2 separate regions of the Homo sapiens genome follow, and region 1 is linked to region 2. Evidence: read pairs that join two places in POLR2A ChIA-PET (ENCODE). Cell type or tissue: PC-9. All regions are shown on one strand. Links, peaks and the distances in the headings refer to the core of each region. The heading gives the core; the rest is flanking DNA. Region 1 overlaps LINC01495 (long intergenic non-protein coding RNA 1495). Region 2 overlaps GAS2 (growth arrest specific 2).

What was found. Peaks named below come from ENCODE experiments on the same cell type or tissue, not always from the same donor. Only the 100,000 strongest peaks of a DNase experiment are listed, where the experiment ranks them.
Region 1: POLR2A ChIA-PET joins it to region 2 with 8 read pairs; 2 of 35 experiments call an interaction of 5 or more read pairs at or near these places.

Annotation. Positions count from the first base shown.
Region 1 is chr11:22,452,940-22,461,285 of GRCh38, reverse strand. All of the region lies in intron 3 of LINC01495 (long intergenic non-protein coding RNA 1495), which reads left to right. Among named protein-coding and RNA genes, the nearest start is that of LINC01495, 35 kb to the left of the region's middle. In PC-9, for the core only: no CTCF peak of the experiment used is centred there; a DNase peak (open chromatin) is centred at 4,125; H3K27ac peaks cover 1,564 bases.
Region 2 is chr11:22,682,819-22,691,164 of GRCh38, reverse strand. GAS2 (growth arrest specific 2) reads right to left here. Exons shown (of 8, transcript NM_001143830.3): 3 at 5,376-5,497. It also overlaps the pseudogene RNA5SP338. Among named protein-coding and RNA genes, the nearest start is that of GAS2, 20 kb to the right of the region's middle. In PC-9, for the core only: no CTCF peak of the experiment used is centred there; no DNase peak of the experiment used is centred there.

The DNA.
Region 1 (8,346 bases), core at 145-8,144, 230 kb after region 2:
CAACTGTCTATTACCAGATTTTCTTTTCTGTGATTCCCAGTAGGGATGGGTAATCTGGAACTAACTCCAGAAGTTTCCTGATGTTTAAAATACAGGCAATAGCTAGCTTTGCCATTCTTTCTTAGACAGTTAGTCATTGCTGAAACAAAGTATTCCATGGTTAGACTGACCCATGAGTGGCCAAGAGCCATTTGAGTGGTAGCCTTCCATTCCCTCAGGACTGTAAAGCTGACCCAAATAAAGTTATTAGCTAGCATTTCTAGAATTACATCACCATGTGTTTACCAGCCTCTGAGTTTACTTTTAAGAAATCATACTCCAGAGGTTAGATACCAGACCTCTAATGACTGGGCAGTAGTTGGAACTTTACTATTACCAAGTATTGATTTGGTAAGATATGATAGAATTCTTTTTTTTAAGTGACTAGTGGTTGAGATGCCTATTTGAAAAAAAAAAAAAATCCATACAGTAGAAATGCCAAGCCATTTGTTAGAGAGGGAAAGGAATCACTCAAATCCCTTAATAGACAGAAAGAACTTTAAAGTGTCTACACTATTAAAAAACTGATTTAGAGCACCTTTCCCCCAAAAAGAGACATACATATAAGTTCAGGCTATCAGTTTACCACTTTGTTTGCTATATAAAATGTTCTTGGAAAAATCTTATTTCATGGAGAATATAGTGAAATGACACTAAACTCCATGTTTGATGAATATCAAAATACCTTTCTTGGACTGTTTTCATTATTCTTTATGCTCTTCCATTTCCTATGACAACCTTGACCTGTTCAGGTGAACCTTTGACGTGTCAGAGAAGAGAAAGAACAACTGACTCATTCTCAGCAAGGCAAATATGGCTTGAAATTGAATTTCCTAACCAATGTGACAGGTTGTACTGAGTCATCCATAGGCTCATCTGGTGTCCTCTATTCTTCACCGAGACTTTCCACATACCATTGGTAAAAGTCTCACTGGGATCAAGCATGTGATGTCTAGCTGTGATTGTGTGTGTGTGTGTGTGTGTGCATGCGCAGGGATGTGCAGAACCATTGGCCTTCACTAGGAACAAGACTAGGGGTCCTAATTCATTAACAGAACAGTCTACCTATGAGAGAGAGAGTTGCCTGATACAATTTAAATCTGGGCTCTGATCCCATCTTTCCTTCCTCAGAGGCATAAGGTAACCAGAACACCAGATTTGAAGCCAGATACAACCAGGTCCAAATCCTCATTCTGCAGTCTTATTCCTGTAGCATCTTAGAAACTCATTTACATTCTCTTAGCTTTGGGGCTCTCATTTGATCAAGGGGAATAAGTAGACTCGTGGCATGTGAAGTGTACTTATATATAGCAAGTGAACACATGCTCACCCCTTTATTTTGGACATCAATGAAACTTGAGCAGTAGTATCTTTTGTCACTTTTTTAAAGATTATCATCCTGCTCTAGAAAATAAAGTTATCAAGCTGTTCTTTATAAAGTGAGAGCATTTAACTCATAGCTAGTTCTAAATTTAGAAACCACCTCAAAATCAGGTCAAAGCACTAACGCAAAGGGGTTTGTCCAGCTTTAACCAACTGGAGCTTTATGGGATTCGAATTAAAAGGTGGGTGTGCTCAGGTGCCTCAAAACAGCTACTGAGAGTGAATGAATAATAATAATGGCTAACAAATATTAAGTGCTTATTACATTAATCATCATCTGCTGCTGCATAACAAACAATGCCCAAATGTAAAGCAACAAATACTTATTATCTCTCACAGTTTTTGAGGGTTATGAGTCCAGAAGTGGCTAGCTGGGTAGTTCTAGCTCGGGGTCTCTCATGAGGTTGCCATCAAGATGATGACAGTTTAGTCATGTGAAATCTGTAGGATCTGCTCATAAACTCGTTCACATGGTTGTTGGCAGGATTCAATTCCTTGCTGGTTATCTCTGAAGGCCTTAGTTCCTCACCACGTGCGCCTCTCAATTCATCAGCTAAGTGTCCTAGTTACATGCAATTGGTTTCTCCCTGGAGCAAATGACCCAAGAGAGCAACCAGGACACAGGAAATGACTAGCACAGGAAATGATATGTCATGAAAACTTCCATAGCCTATTCATTGGAAGTAAATCACTAAGTGTAGCAGCTGTCAATGGAATGTGAACTAAGCTCCACATCTTAAAGAGAAAAGTATTGAGGAATGTGTGGACATATTTGAAATCCACCACACCTATCATATGTTCTGAAGCTATTCCAAGTATGTGATATAAATTATTTCTATTTAGTTTGTACCATAATTCCATGAGGTTAGAAATTATCATATTCCCCATTTTGTAGATGAGATACATGAAACTTAGAAAGTTTGACATTCACTCAAAGATGCAATAGTGTTGGGCTTCTAAACCAACTAATCTGAATCTAGAGATAAAACATTTTGAATCATCAAAAAAATTAGTTTACTTCAGTAAAAATTCTAATATTTTTCTTTGAAATTGATAATTCATATCTAGATTATTTAGCATGCTTCAGTAAATAGAATTTTGGATTAAGCAGAATATATCATTTTCTGACAATGCTAAGTAATTATTTACTGTTTATGAATTAGGATGTATTGTGACAGTTAAATCTGAGTCTACAACATTTTTCTGTATGGCTTATACTTCATTCTCAAACAACATCTATCCCAGAAGACTATTATTTAAAATATAAGCAGTAGTGAAGGAATTAAGCCATGTATTAAGGTACAGAAGTTAAAAGTTCTAAGAGATTCTAATGGAGTCTGGTGTAAAATTATCTTAGTATCTTTTCACTCCTTTTTTTTTTAATGCTCACAGATTTATTTCCAATTATCTCATAAACGTGAGGGGAGAAAAGAGCCCCAGTGAGAAATAACTTACACTGTCATTTAAGAGCTGCTTTTCTGCCAGCAATTGCTTGAGTTTAATTTACCAGGAGACAAAATTGCAGTTGTTGAGACAGTCAAAGCAGAAGGGGGAAGAGTCAATGATCCAGATCAAGGCTTCAGTAGCGGGCAAGAAAAATGTCAGAAAGATGTTAATAGGATAAGTAGAAGAAGTGGGAGGGGAGAGGGAGGGAAAGGAAGGGAGTAAAGAACGGAAGGGCAGAAAGAAGTGAAGGAAGGAGGACAATGAACAAATGAATGTATGTATAAGAGAACAGATAAAGGAAGAAATCGGTGCCTGCTATGATCTGATTTGTCCCCCAAAATTCATGTGATGAAATTTAATGGCCAATGTGATAGTATTAAGAGGAGAGGCCTTTAAGAAATGATTAAGTCATGAGGGGGAAACCCTCATGGATGGAACTAGGTTCCTTACAAAAGCTTTGAGAGAGTGGGTTCAGCTTTTCTTTGCCATGTAAAGACACAGTGTTTTATCTCCAGAAGATGCAGCAACAAAGTGACATCTTAGAAGCAGAGAAACTTGGCTCTATTAGAAACTCAACTTGCCAGCATTTTGATTATAGACTTCCCCATCTCCAGAAGTGTAAGAAATAAATTTCTGTTGTTTGTATATTACCCCATGTCAGGTATTTTGTTACAGCAGAAATAATGAATGAAAGGAGGGCCTGAAAGTAAAATAATGGTGTAGGAGAATGCCCTGTGGTGTCAGGGAGAACGCACAACTTTTGTGCAAAAGCTTTCAATGGACCTCCATTGTCTAGAGCAAGTATGAATGAGCAAACTACTGCCTACTGCCTACTGCCTGCTGCCTGTCCCCAAGAGGGCTAACAGCTGAATGGTGACAGCCAGAGCTTGCCAGCAGCCTGGGGAGTAAGTTATTTATTTCTAAAGTGGGATCTTGTAACTGCCCAATAGGTTCTTCCTGCCTGCTGCACAAGTAAAGACCACAGTATTTCAGTAAAGAAAGAGTTTAACTGATATAAGGCTGGCCACACCATGTGGGAGATGGAGTTATTACTCAAATCAATCTCCCTGAAAATTTGGGGATGGAGTTATTAAGTACAATTTGGTGGGTAGAGGGTTGGAAAGTGGGGAGTTAGGTCAGAGATAAAATCATAGGGAGTGGAAGCTGTCCTCTTGCACTGAGTCAGTTCCTAGGTGGGGGCAGCAAAACCAGAAGAACCAGTTTATGGATATGGTTGGTGCCAGCTGATCCACTAAGTGCAGGGTGTGCAAAATATCTCAAGCACTGATCTTAGGTTTTACAATAGTGATGTAATCCTGAGGAACAATTTGAGGAGGCTCAGAATCTTGCAGCCTCCAGCTGCATGGCTCCTAAACCATAATTTCTAATCTTGTAGCTATTCTGTTAGTCCTACAAAGGCAGTCTAGTCCCTAGGTAGGCAGGGGGTTTGTTTTGGCAAAGGGCAGTTATCATCTTTGTTTCAAAGTTAAACTGTAAACTAAGTTCCTTCCAAAGTCAATTTGGCCCATATGCAGGAATGAATGAGGATAGCATGGAGGTTAGAAGGAAGATGGAGTCAGTTAGGTCAGATTTCTTTCACTGCAATAATTTTCTCCGTTATAATTTTTGCAATGAGAGTTTCAATCCTGAGGGCACAGCATAGAATCCTTCCCCATCCAATTACCCTTTTCTGCTTTAGACAGTACCATTTTTATGTTGCTTTATCAATAAAGGGAAATATTTTAATTCAGAAAAGATACAAGACTAAAATCTCAGTTGTTTATCGAAAGCTGAAGATAATACATGTATTCATCAAAACTAGTATAATGAAGATTCATTGAGATAAAACAAGTAAAGTATTTACCACAGTATCAATGTCAGCTGCAATTATTATTATTACTGTCTATATTGCAGGCTTTTGAAATACATTTCTCTAGAAAATGCTCCAAAGTTAAAGATGAATATATAGTTCACAAGATATCCAAATGCTCAGTTTATGGCTATTAACATCTTTAAGCCTGCTCAATAAATGGCACTTCTGTAATTTCCCCAGGATCTGAATAAATTAAAAAAATAAGACCAAGGAGTGACAGGTGGTTGCCCATATATCTCATTTTGACAGATGAAAGTTGAGCAGGGCCAGTTGATGTGTGTATCTGGGAATTAGGCAGACTTACCAACCTAATGTCAGCCTCAGTGAACTGTGACAAGCCCCCTTTCCTGTCCCTCACAGGTGAAGAGCCTAGCCTTGGAGGAGCAGAGCAGGAAGACTATTTCAAAAAGTAGATGAAAGTAGGAGAGCTGAGTATGCGTAAGCCCTGTTCACTCTTTTCAAATGTACTAAGCAGATAAGTCACCTCTCCTCCTTCTCTAGATTGGAGTAACCCAACATGCAAGAAAAATGTCAGAAAGATGTTAATAGAATAAATAGATGAAGTGGGATGGGAGAGGGAAGGAAGGGAATAAAGAAAGAATGGGAAGGAAGAAGGGAGGGAAGGAGGACAATGAATGAATGAATGTATTAAAAGAATGGATGAAGGAAGTAATGGGGGCCTGCTATAGTCTGATGTGTCCCCCAAGAGATAGACTAAGGTCTGCAGATTCACTGAGTTCCCTTCACATGGAAGCAAACAACTAGCATGCTAGATGAGTGTTCCCCAAAACAGATTTTTACAGAGAAATTCTGAATGTTCCCACCCCTGGGTTAGGCCTCAACTGGCCAGAACATTGTACCTTGGAACAAAGACACCAAAAGGAAATTCAAAAGTTCTTAAATTCTCTAGATTTAATACAGTGTGTACTCTATAACAAACTTTTTAAATTTTAGTAATATGCTTTCTTTTTTGCAACATACTTTTATTGGAGAGTTCATTACTAGTTTTAAAACCTGAGGAATCACTTTATTAAAAAAATCTAAAATATATAACCAAGGAAATAATTGCATTAACAATTACCACAATCAGGGAGAGCCCTAAACTAGTAACGTGAATATCTGATTTTCTATCCCAGTTCCACCATTTCTTAGCTAAATATCCTTGACTAGTCATTTAAACTCTAAATCTCTGTTATCACATCTTTAAAATGCAAAGAATACTAGGATGCGTAAGATTTTTCACATGCTGCTGAACAGATCACTAAAGGATATATGAGAAAGCACTTTAAAGGTGTTGTGAATGTAAATACGGCATCTTCAAGAATGCCAAATGTATTTTAATATAATAGAAAAAAAATTTTTAATCCTGTATATTGGAAACATAGACAAAAAAAAAGCATCAGTGCTTTAACAGTATGTAACAACAAAATACAAAGAGAAAAGAAAAAAAAAGATTCCATTTCCTCCCACTCATAAATCCATTAATTTTTCATGATGGGCTCAGCCCTGGAGAGATTTTATATAGAAGAGGAGTTTTTCATTATGCTGTCCAAGGACCAAATATTTGGGAGTCCACAAATAGCCAAACAATTGGATATTTCATATAAATGTAAAACCACTATATTTATCCTTTTTTAAAAAAAAGTCATACTGAATCTACCACAAGCTTCTTCTTTCAAATGCTTTTCATTCAAAAATGAAACAAAAGACGTGCTGCTGCTAAGAGCTTCAAGGTCTAGAATGCCTGTGTGCTCCTTATTATAATTCCTTTCTTCAAAATAGGCATTTTGTTTCCCATAAGGACAAGCCTTGTATTCACTCAGCTCTAGGAATTGATTAATGTCTCGGGATGTGATGTATATTTAAGCCAAACTCGTGGCCTATTAGCAATTCACAAACCATGACTTGCACAGTGCTGTGCTCAAATCTATTTTGCATTACAAAATGTTTATAAATCAGCCTCTATTCCCAGAATGTTATATAAACACGTCAACAAATCACATGTGTATTAAGGGGAGAGAGGTAGAAGGTTGGGAATTCATCATAGCCTCAGGCTGTTCTGGGACAGATTAAATACTACCCTGGCCACTGAGGTCCCCACTAGGTAGTCGTTCAGAATGAACTGTAGATAAATTGAACTTCTCTTATTGGAGACAAGCCAGCAGCTCACCCAAACATGAAAAATTGTATCCCCACACTAAAAAAATTAAACCACGCTAAACACAAGCTTTTCATTTCTGCAAGACTGCAGTTTTCCTATTTCTTTAGAAAATGAAGGTATTTTATGGCTCAAAAATAAAAGTCACAGGAAGTAGGTGAATAACAGGGAGAAAGGTTGGTGAGGACATTACCTATTTGTATTCCCAGCACCCGAGACATTTTTTGTGGGGAGAGCTGGGAAGGGGGCTTCAGATTAATTGAATATATATAGTCAATTACATATATTCAATTTTATATATATATATATATATGCATACACATACACACATATATGTAATCACATATTTTAAATGTAGAGGATGCCAGTTTGCCTAATACATATATATAACGTTTTTAGCTGGTGAATCATTTTTCCTATTATATTTGGAAACTTAATTTAAAACCATTTCCTCTTATATTTCCTCTTATATTTGGAAACTTAACTTAAAATCATTTTCCTCTTATATTTGGAAACTTAACAGACAACAGAAAGTGGATAGAAGAAAGACCCCTAAGCAAAGGGCTCACAAATTGTCCCTGAACCCACCCAAGAAATAACTGCATAGATTATGGTCTTCAATGGGATTTAGTCTCATACAACCTTCATTTTTCTCTGTTAATCTAAAAGTATGCAATTGGACATAAAATGTAAGTGGTTTCTGTGCAGTGGCTTGTGTGAAGATATGCTTTGATATGAATCAGCTCTCCTAAAAGGTATTTTAGTCGATTCAAAGGTTCATCTGATGTAAAACTTTAGCTTATAAAATAAGGTGTGTTCTTTTATGTTATACATATTTTACCACAATTTTTTAAAAAAAGAAAAACTGGTTTCTCCTGGAGAAGTATACACACTAACTTATAAAGGGGGAAATGTTTTTTGTAATTGGATCATAGAATTGCAGACTTTCAGAGCTGAAGGGGCTGGAAACTCATCTGCTGCAGTTTTCCAGAATGCAATTCTACAAGCCAGTTATAGTTTTTACAATAATAAAGAGTTCCGCAGTTGTAGTCATTAGTCCTGCTCATCGCCATCCAATTTTTCTGTCCTCTAGGCTCTTCCTATCTTTCTCCCTCTTAGTAGACCATGGTCATGTGACTACTTCTGACCAGTGAGTTGTATGTAGAAATGAGATGCATCATATTTGGGAGGTAACCTTTAAAGACTGCTTTGAGACTCTCCTAAACTTCTTTTCTTACTAGCAAAGTGACCTGCAAGTTTCATTATGGCGTCTACTCTACTAGCTGGTATCCCTAAGTAGCCATGAAAAATAGAGCTTTTGTCCAGGGTAGTTAAACCATGTTAGACATATCATGGGTAGGGGGAATATTTCTTTTTTTAATCCAATGAGATTTTCATGTATTTTTTTATTTCAGCATAGCCTAGTCTATACTGACTTATATAATGG
Region 2 (8,346 bases), core at 106-8,105:
CATAATGCAGCATTCTACTAGGTAACAGAACTTCTTTTCCCCCCGCCCCCTCCTTCATCTGCTTCAAACTTGATCTAACCACCCAGGGCTCTTTGAAGTCAGAGGAAGCTCTAAACCCAGAGAAACTCTGATGTCTGAAGAAGAGACTCAAAATAAATGAGACAAATGCAAAGGAAAGTTAGTAGAAAAAGAGAGGTTAAACCTTTTGAATGTCTTGCCCCACGCTGATGCCCCGTGGTTGAGAGAGTCTTTTGCACAAATCAGCAAACTTGTGATTGGTGGGGGTGGGGGAAAGAGAGCAAATATACAATAGGAAGGGGTTTGTACTGTGGAACACTATTTGGACCGGGAAAAGAAAGTTCACGCATAAATGTAACAATTCCCCTGTCTTGATTAGAGATGCCAATTCCGATCGGGTAGCTGAGAGTCAAAAGACATAAAACCTAACCTTAAACCTGTCATTTGGTTTGGTTTTCTCATCCTAAAACAATATTGAAAGATTCATTTCATTTATATTTTTGCCTTTAAACATCCTCAACTCCAGAAATATTAAGATTTGTAATTACAGTGAATTCATAATATTATAGTATGTATAAATGAATTAAATAAAATTACACATTAAATGGCTGCACACTGGTCTCAAATGCTTCCACCCATCTACTGCCCTAGTCTGTGAAGTCTCTGCATTGCTCCCATGCAGAGTTAGAAAATGGCCCACTACACAAAGGCTAAGGTTAACTACTTAGAGCTCACACACGTAAAGAAGCTATTTTTAAATTGACCTATTGATGTCTGGGAAGAAAGAATCATAGGACAGAATTATTTCCATTCAGAGTATTTTATCAAACCAAAGCTGGATATAAAAGAGTCATGGATTTATATCTAAATATTAAATTTAGAAATATCTAAATATCTAAAATATTAAATATGCGAACTAACATTTATTAAAGATTTAAGAGCATTTAAATCATCCTTAATACAGACATACTTCACACATACCAGGCATAACTTACTCGTTCAAATTTGTTTACACAGCTGTAAAATCTCCAAATTAACTATCAACCAAGAATAGTAAAAAATATTGCTATGAAAATGAGGAGATAAGATTAAAGCTGCTAGAAAAAAATTACAGAGAGCTTCCTGTGGCATGGCTTTGGATGGGATCAAGTTTGTCAATTTTTTAAAAGTAATTCTGTTTCAACATCTCCCTATGCACAGTTTCATTAATTCAAAGAATGTATTGACTAATTCATCCATTTTCGCCACCATTTTTTCTGAACTCCAAAATGCCAAAATGAGAAATAGTTCTCTACAAACACATACATGAACACATGAGTGTACACACGTGTAAAATCAGACTTAATATTGTAACCTCCAGACTATTTATACTCAATTTGAAAGCCTCATTTTTTCCCATGGGAAATATTCACTGTAATCCTAATTACCTGGGTTGTAGTGAATCCATTATTGTTTAAATTTGTATTTAGATTTAACAACATCAACATGCTTACAATCTCATAAGTCTTTTTTGTTTCTAGACCAACAATGGACTGAAAAATCTTGAGTTTAACAGAAGTATATTTATGAACAATAGTAGCCATGAAGATATACATACTAACCCTCTGGCCTTTCATCTTTTAAAATTTTACTATAAAAGGCAAAAAATAAAATGTAGTCATCTTTGCACTTTTCATACAGTAAGGCACAAGTTATTATTGATTTAAGCTGCATATTACTGGCAGTCAGTCGTGAATATATAAATGCTGCCAAGAACAGAGAAGGCAATTCAGTCAAGAGCAACTGTGTCAACTTTTACCTCAGATCAAATTTGATGTATTGAGCAGTGAAAGTGAGGTCATAATCGGTATTTTTTTTTAACTTTTATTTTAGGTTCGGAGGGGACATGTGCAGGATTGTTACATGGGTAAATTGCACCTTGTTGAGGTTGGGTATATAAATGGTTTCATCACCCAGATAGTGAGCATAGAACCCAATAGGTAGTTTTTTGACCTTCACCCTCTTGCCGCCCTTCCTGCTCAAGTAGGCCCCAGTGTCTTTTGTTCTCCTGTTTGTGTCCATGTGTACTCAGTGTTTAGCTCCCACTTATATGTGAGACCATTTGGTTCTGTTCCTGCATTAACTTGCTTAAGATAATGGCCTTCAGCTGCCCCCATGTTTCTGCAAAGGACATGATTTTGGTTTCTTATGGCTGCAAGGTATTCCATGGTATATAGGGACCATATTTTCTTAGCCAGTCCACCGTTGATGAGTATCTAGGTTGATTTCATGTCTTTGCAGTAGTGAATAGTGCTGCTATGAACATACAGGTGCATGTGACTTTTTGGTGAGATGATAATAAGTATTTTTAAACCTCCACTTGTTCAAGTAACACATTTAAGGTTTTATACTAAAACCTTTATCACAATCAGAAAAAAATTTAGCTTTATATTCAGTTAAAAATTTGCTCAGGTTCACGGAACTATTTCAAGTTTAATAACTTGCTGCAGTTTTACTAACTGAAAAAAATTCTTTTCTTTTTGTTTTATAGTTTTATTATAAAAATTATAATATTGAAATGGCTGTTTAAAAGGAAAGTACTTACATAACTTTTGATCAATAAATATTCTCAATATTCCATATTATCATGGAGATTGGGGCAAATGTATACATATTTGCACATAGCAGCTCTCATGCTAAATACAAACATTTATAAAGCATTTATTTTCTCCCTTCCAAGGCCTAACCAGGCCCGACCCCGCTTAGCTTCCGAGATCAGACGAGACTGGGCATGTTCAGGGTGGTATGGCCGTAGACTATAAAGTATTTATTTTCTTATAGTTAATCGAAAATACTTACAAGGGTCTCTTATCTTTCACGTAAGGAAAAGAGATTTTATCAAAAAGAGATTTTATCAAGAGCCCTATTTTGTGCAATGCTCTATGGAAGCTATACATATGTAATTATTAATCCTATTTCACAGATAAGGAAAGTACGGCTCAGACACGTCCAATTAATAAATAAAACTAGAACCCAAGCAAAATGCACTTAATGTCAAAGCCTTTGACCTATAGGCTAATGCTTTAGGGTTATCTTACATTGAGTCTTACAATTACAAATCTATTTGGGAATCTTTGCTTCTGTTTTAAAAAAGCAAAGGCTTATAAACAAAGCAAAACCAGAACTGCACAACAGCCTTAATAGAGTTGGTTAATCTTTACTACTCTGGAGGATTCAAGGATTCTTTACACTGAGGCATTCGGCTCTCCATCCTCAACAATAAGCAATACAAGTTTCAGGAACTTCGTAATGTGAAGGTAATGCTTTCAAGAGTCTGGGCACCACAGCTTATTTCCCTCTGTTCATTGCTTTACTGTAAACCTTCTATACAAGTTGTCCTCTTATCGGCATTATATTTTTTCATCAGTAGCTGATGTAGAGGCCAGTTACATCACGATGGAAATGAGAGCAGAAGAAAAATTGGTGCCCTAACATTAAGCTTGACACAAAGCATTTTCATAAACAGTCTCCTCACACCTGGGCTACACATAATGACATAATGAACAAAAATGAGAGAGCATTAAACTTGCAAAGTTGTCTGTGTCAAATTCTTGCTTGGTCACTTACTAGCCAATCTTGTACAAATTACTTACAGTCTTCAACCATCCAATTAAGGAGAAAATTAAAAGAAATTAATGGTTACCAAACTTTGCTGCACATTAGAATCACCTGGGGAGCTTTTTAAAAATTCTAGTACCCAGGTTTCACCCTATGGGATTAAATCAGAATGTTCAGGCATGGGATCGAGGTCTCAGTATTATTTTATTTTATTATTACTTTTGAGAAATGGTCTCATTCCGTCTTCTAGGCTGGAGTGCAGTGTTGTGATCTTGGCTCACTGCAACCTCAACCTCCTGGGCTCAATTGAACCTGCCGCCTCAGTTTCCCAAATACCTGGGGCTACAGGAACACACCACCATTCCCTGCTAACTTTTTTGTGTTTTTCTTACAGATGGTGCTTTGTCATGTTGCCCAGGTTGATCTCGACTCCCGAGCTCAAGCAATCTGCCTGCCTTGACCCCCGCAAAGTGCTGAGATTACAGTCACGAGCCACCACATCCAGCCCAGCTCTCAGCATTTTTTTAAAAGATGCTCAGGTAATTCCAATGTGCAGCAAAGTTTGGGAGCCACTGAATTAATTAATACCTTCACAGAGCTGCTTTTAAGAAATAAAAAAATAGAGGGAGGTTTTGTATATTATACAATACTTTACGGAGTAATATAAAATATTTAAAAAATAAATTCAGTGGTAATACACACATACACCCCTTTTATTTTTTCTGTCAGAGTTGCAGAAAAGGCTTAACAGTTGCTTTTTGTCTTAAATTGTCTTCAACATTTTTATTTTATTATTTTTTTAGATAGAGTCCTACTCTGTCACCCAGGCTGGAGTGCAATGGCGTGATCTCTGCTCACCGCAACCTTTACTTCCTGGGTTCAAGCGATTCTCCCGCCTCAGCCTCCTGAGTAGCTGGGATTATAGACATGTGTCATGATGCCAGGCTATTTTTTTTTTTTTTTTTTTTTTTTTTTTTTTTTTTTTTTTTTTTTTTTAGTAGAGACGGGTTTTGGCCATGTTGGCCAGACTAGTCTCAAACTCCTGACCTCAAGTGATCTGCCCGCCTCAGCCTCCCAAAGTACTGGGATTACAGGCATGAGCCACCATGCCTGGCCAACATTATTTTAATATTTTTTATATCTCTTTTCATTCTCTATTAAAAATTAAGTACAATCTCTCTTGTTTTCTTCAAAAAAAGTCAAACACTATACTTTCATCAAGTGTTTATAATCACTAGAAAAGAATATTAGAATTAATGTGGAGAAAAGAAATCTGAGCAGTTAGAAATAAAATAATTTGTCCAAATTTACTTAGTTCAATGGTACTACTTATTTAGAATAAACCAAAAATTACAGTCCAGAAATTTTGTTCTAGTATTCTGCCATAATATTTTTGAAAACAAAGATCTATTCAGTAAATCTTTCTTGGCTAGATCTGTGCATTGCCTAATGACACAATTATTTCTCTGCTAAGTTTTTAATCAATATTTCAGATTCATTGAGTTTATACACAATACTCTTTTAATACCATCATTTCTCATAAGCTTTTATTTAATTAGATTCACCAAAAGGATTATGCAATTTATGTAATTAGAGTGCAAATAACATGTTACCTAATTAAAAAGAACTCTCTGTACTTTGTTGTTAGTATAGACCTTGATGCATCCGTTCACAATAAATTTTTTAATTACACACAATTTATAAGCAATTATAAATGTAATCTACCACCTAAGAGTGATTTTTGCATTGGGATCTTTTACCTTTGTGGGCTTGTTAGCATCCATGCTCTCCTTGAATTTCTCCTGCATAGTTTCTGCAAGTTGACAGAGCAAGGCACCATTGTCCAACTTCTCCATAAAAGTTTCTGCTGTAATCTCCTTCCCTGAAATAACAAAAAGAAGCATTATAAAAGGAAAATCAAATGTCAGATTCACACTAAATAAAATATTTGACACAGTTTTATCACTAAAATTGCTATTCTAGCTGAGTTACATAACTGGGATAGGAGCTTACCAGAAATAGTCATTTCTTTGGAATTTTCTATCTTCCTTTGGTTGCAAGAATCTCAACATTTAATATTTTCATAACATAGTGCTAACTGCATAACAGTTTTATTTCAAATAAAAGGTGGCAAAATGATATCCTGGGTGAAAGAGTTCCATCATTTAGTAATCAAGGGGAATGAAAACTAACCAACAAAACTCAAAGAACCAGCTTTACCAGTGATTTCACAATTTGGCCTCCATTAATCATTCCATTCTCATCCCCAGTGGCCCATTCAATTACTTTGACCCACAAGGCAGGACATAATGCAGGACAAGTATTTTTTGTTAGGTGTATGTCTGACTACAAGAACGCCGTAGGTCTCTCGCTCTCTCTCTCTCTCTACAGGATTGTACTCTGTCACGCAATCTGGAGTGCAGTGGCAGGATCATAGCTCACTGCAGTTTTGAGCTCCTTGGGCTCAAGCAATCCTCCAGCCTCGGCCTCCAAAAGTACTGGGATTACAGTCATGTAATCTAGGGTGCACCCAGCCAGATCAATTTTCTTTAATTTAAAATAGAACCATGTATGTATTTTTTAAAAACCACCATTGGGAACTTGAATAACATGGCCAATGTATAAAACCATATCTCTAGATTCTATTGAAATGGTTTTCCTGATTAAAATAATACAGGTAGGCGGGGCACAGTAGCTCAGGCCTGTAATCCCAGAATTTTGGAAGCCGGAGGTAGGTGGATTGCTTGAGCTCGTGAGTTAGAGACCAGCCATGGGGCAACATGGTGAAACCCCATTTCTACAAAAACACAAAAATTAGCCAGGCATGGTGGTGCATGCCTGCATGCAGTCCCAGCTACTCGGGAGGCTGAGGTGAGAGGATGGCTTGGGCCTGGGAGGCAGAGGCTGCAGTGAGCTGAGATCGTGCCACTGCACTGCTTTCTTATATACTCTTTCTAAACGTATCTTTCTCAAAGCCCCTTCCTTTTTTTGTTTCCTATTAATCCAAGTTTCAGAAGATTCCATTTTCCTGCCTTAATTTTTTGTGTAAATTATTAGTCAGAAGTCCTACAGATTCAAGCTTCCTTCTATTTCTCATGCCATAACCTTAATAAAAATCTTCATAAGGTGATACTTAAACCTCTAGCAACAAGAACAATGGCTATTCTTTGTGTCCTCAACTTCTCTCTCCAATACATACCATGCTCACTGCTAAAATTAAGATGGCTAAACACCGTCCTCACTGAGGCATTCTCCAGACACCTTTATTGCACAATCCCTAATTTTCTCCTTTACCTGGAATATGAAAACTAAGCACTTTAACCCAATATCCAAAGGTCTCCCTGTATTCCTCTAACCCATCTTTCCCATCTAACATCCCTACACCCTACTCCGTGATCTATCTATAGGCTGCCTTCACAGATTCCCCTTGCAGACCTTTCTATTTCTGCTGCTATGCTTTTGTTCCTGGTATGGCCCCCAACTTCAATGCCCTACCTTCTACCTCCTTGGACAAGTTCTATCTTTAATCAGAGTTCCAGAGGGAGATTCATCCAGTACACATTGATCTGTTTTCCGTATGTCATACTCATGAATATCACTTACTCTGGCACTGATCAAACATATTCTATTGTTAGTAGTATGTTTTGTATGCAGTGTTTGTCTTCTTTAGTATGTTACAAACCTTGAGGTATATCTTTTTTATTATTATTTTTTGTATCTCCTACAGAGGTAAGCATAATGTTATTCACATACTAGGCACCTAGTAAATGTGCTCAGTGAGCATGTGAATGAACAAATGAAGAAATAAGCTGCTAGAAAACTTTGAGAAAACATTAATATTATTTTTGTGAAACACAGTTAAGTCAAAAGCAAAAAAAAAAAAAGAAATTATTTTAAAGTTTTATACCAAGATGCTCAAGGCTTATCTTTTATCTTAAGAAACAGGCATGTAGTTCAATTCCATGAACCTTAAAATAAATATAATCTGGCCGGGTGCAGTGGCTCACTGTAATCCCAGCACTTTGGGAGGCCAAGACAGGCAGATCACCTGAGATCAGGAGTTCAAGACCAACTTGGCTAACTTGGTGAAACCCTGCCTCTACTAAAAATACAAAAATTAGCCAGGTATTGTGGCACATGCCTGTAATTCCAGCTACTTGGGAGGATAAGGCAGGAGAGTGGCTTGAACCTGGGAGGCGGAGGTTGCAGTGAGCAGATATCACACCACTGCACTGCAGCCTGGGTGACAGAGTGACACTCTGTCTCATAAATAAATAAATAAATAAAATCCGACTGGAACAACAGATGAACCATTTAAGTTAAACTCAGAATATCTAATATATTTGGATTTCAAGAAACATCTGCTTAAAATGACTTTTTTTTTCCATTTTTGGGAGCAGTCTTAAGGAAAACAAATTACTTTTTAAGTAGTTCATATTTTAGCCCCCAATTAAAATAATGACTTCTGCAGGTGGAAAAACATCAGTAGCTTTAAATACTCACCACACAGGTAGCCTGTGCAGAACTTTTATTTCAAAATTGTGTGCAGCTCAGTTCAGAAATGAAAGTAGCATGCCCAAAATACAAAAAAGCCAGTGTAACAGAATTTGTATTGTGTATTCATCATATTGGCCTGCATTTTCTCTTTTTTTTTTTTTTTTCCTTTTTTTTTTTTTTTTTAGCAGAAAGTGACTAACCACAGGCTGGAGTGCAGTGGTGCGATCTCGTCAG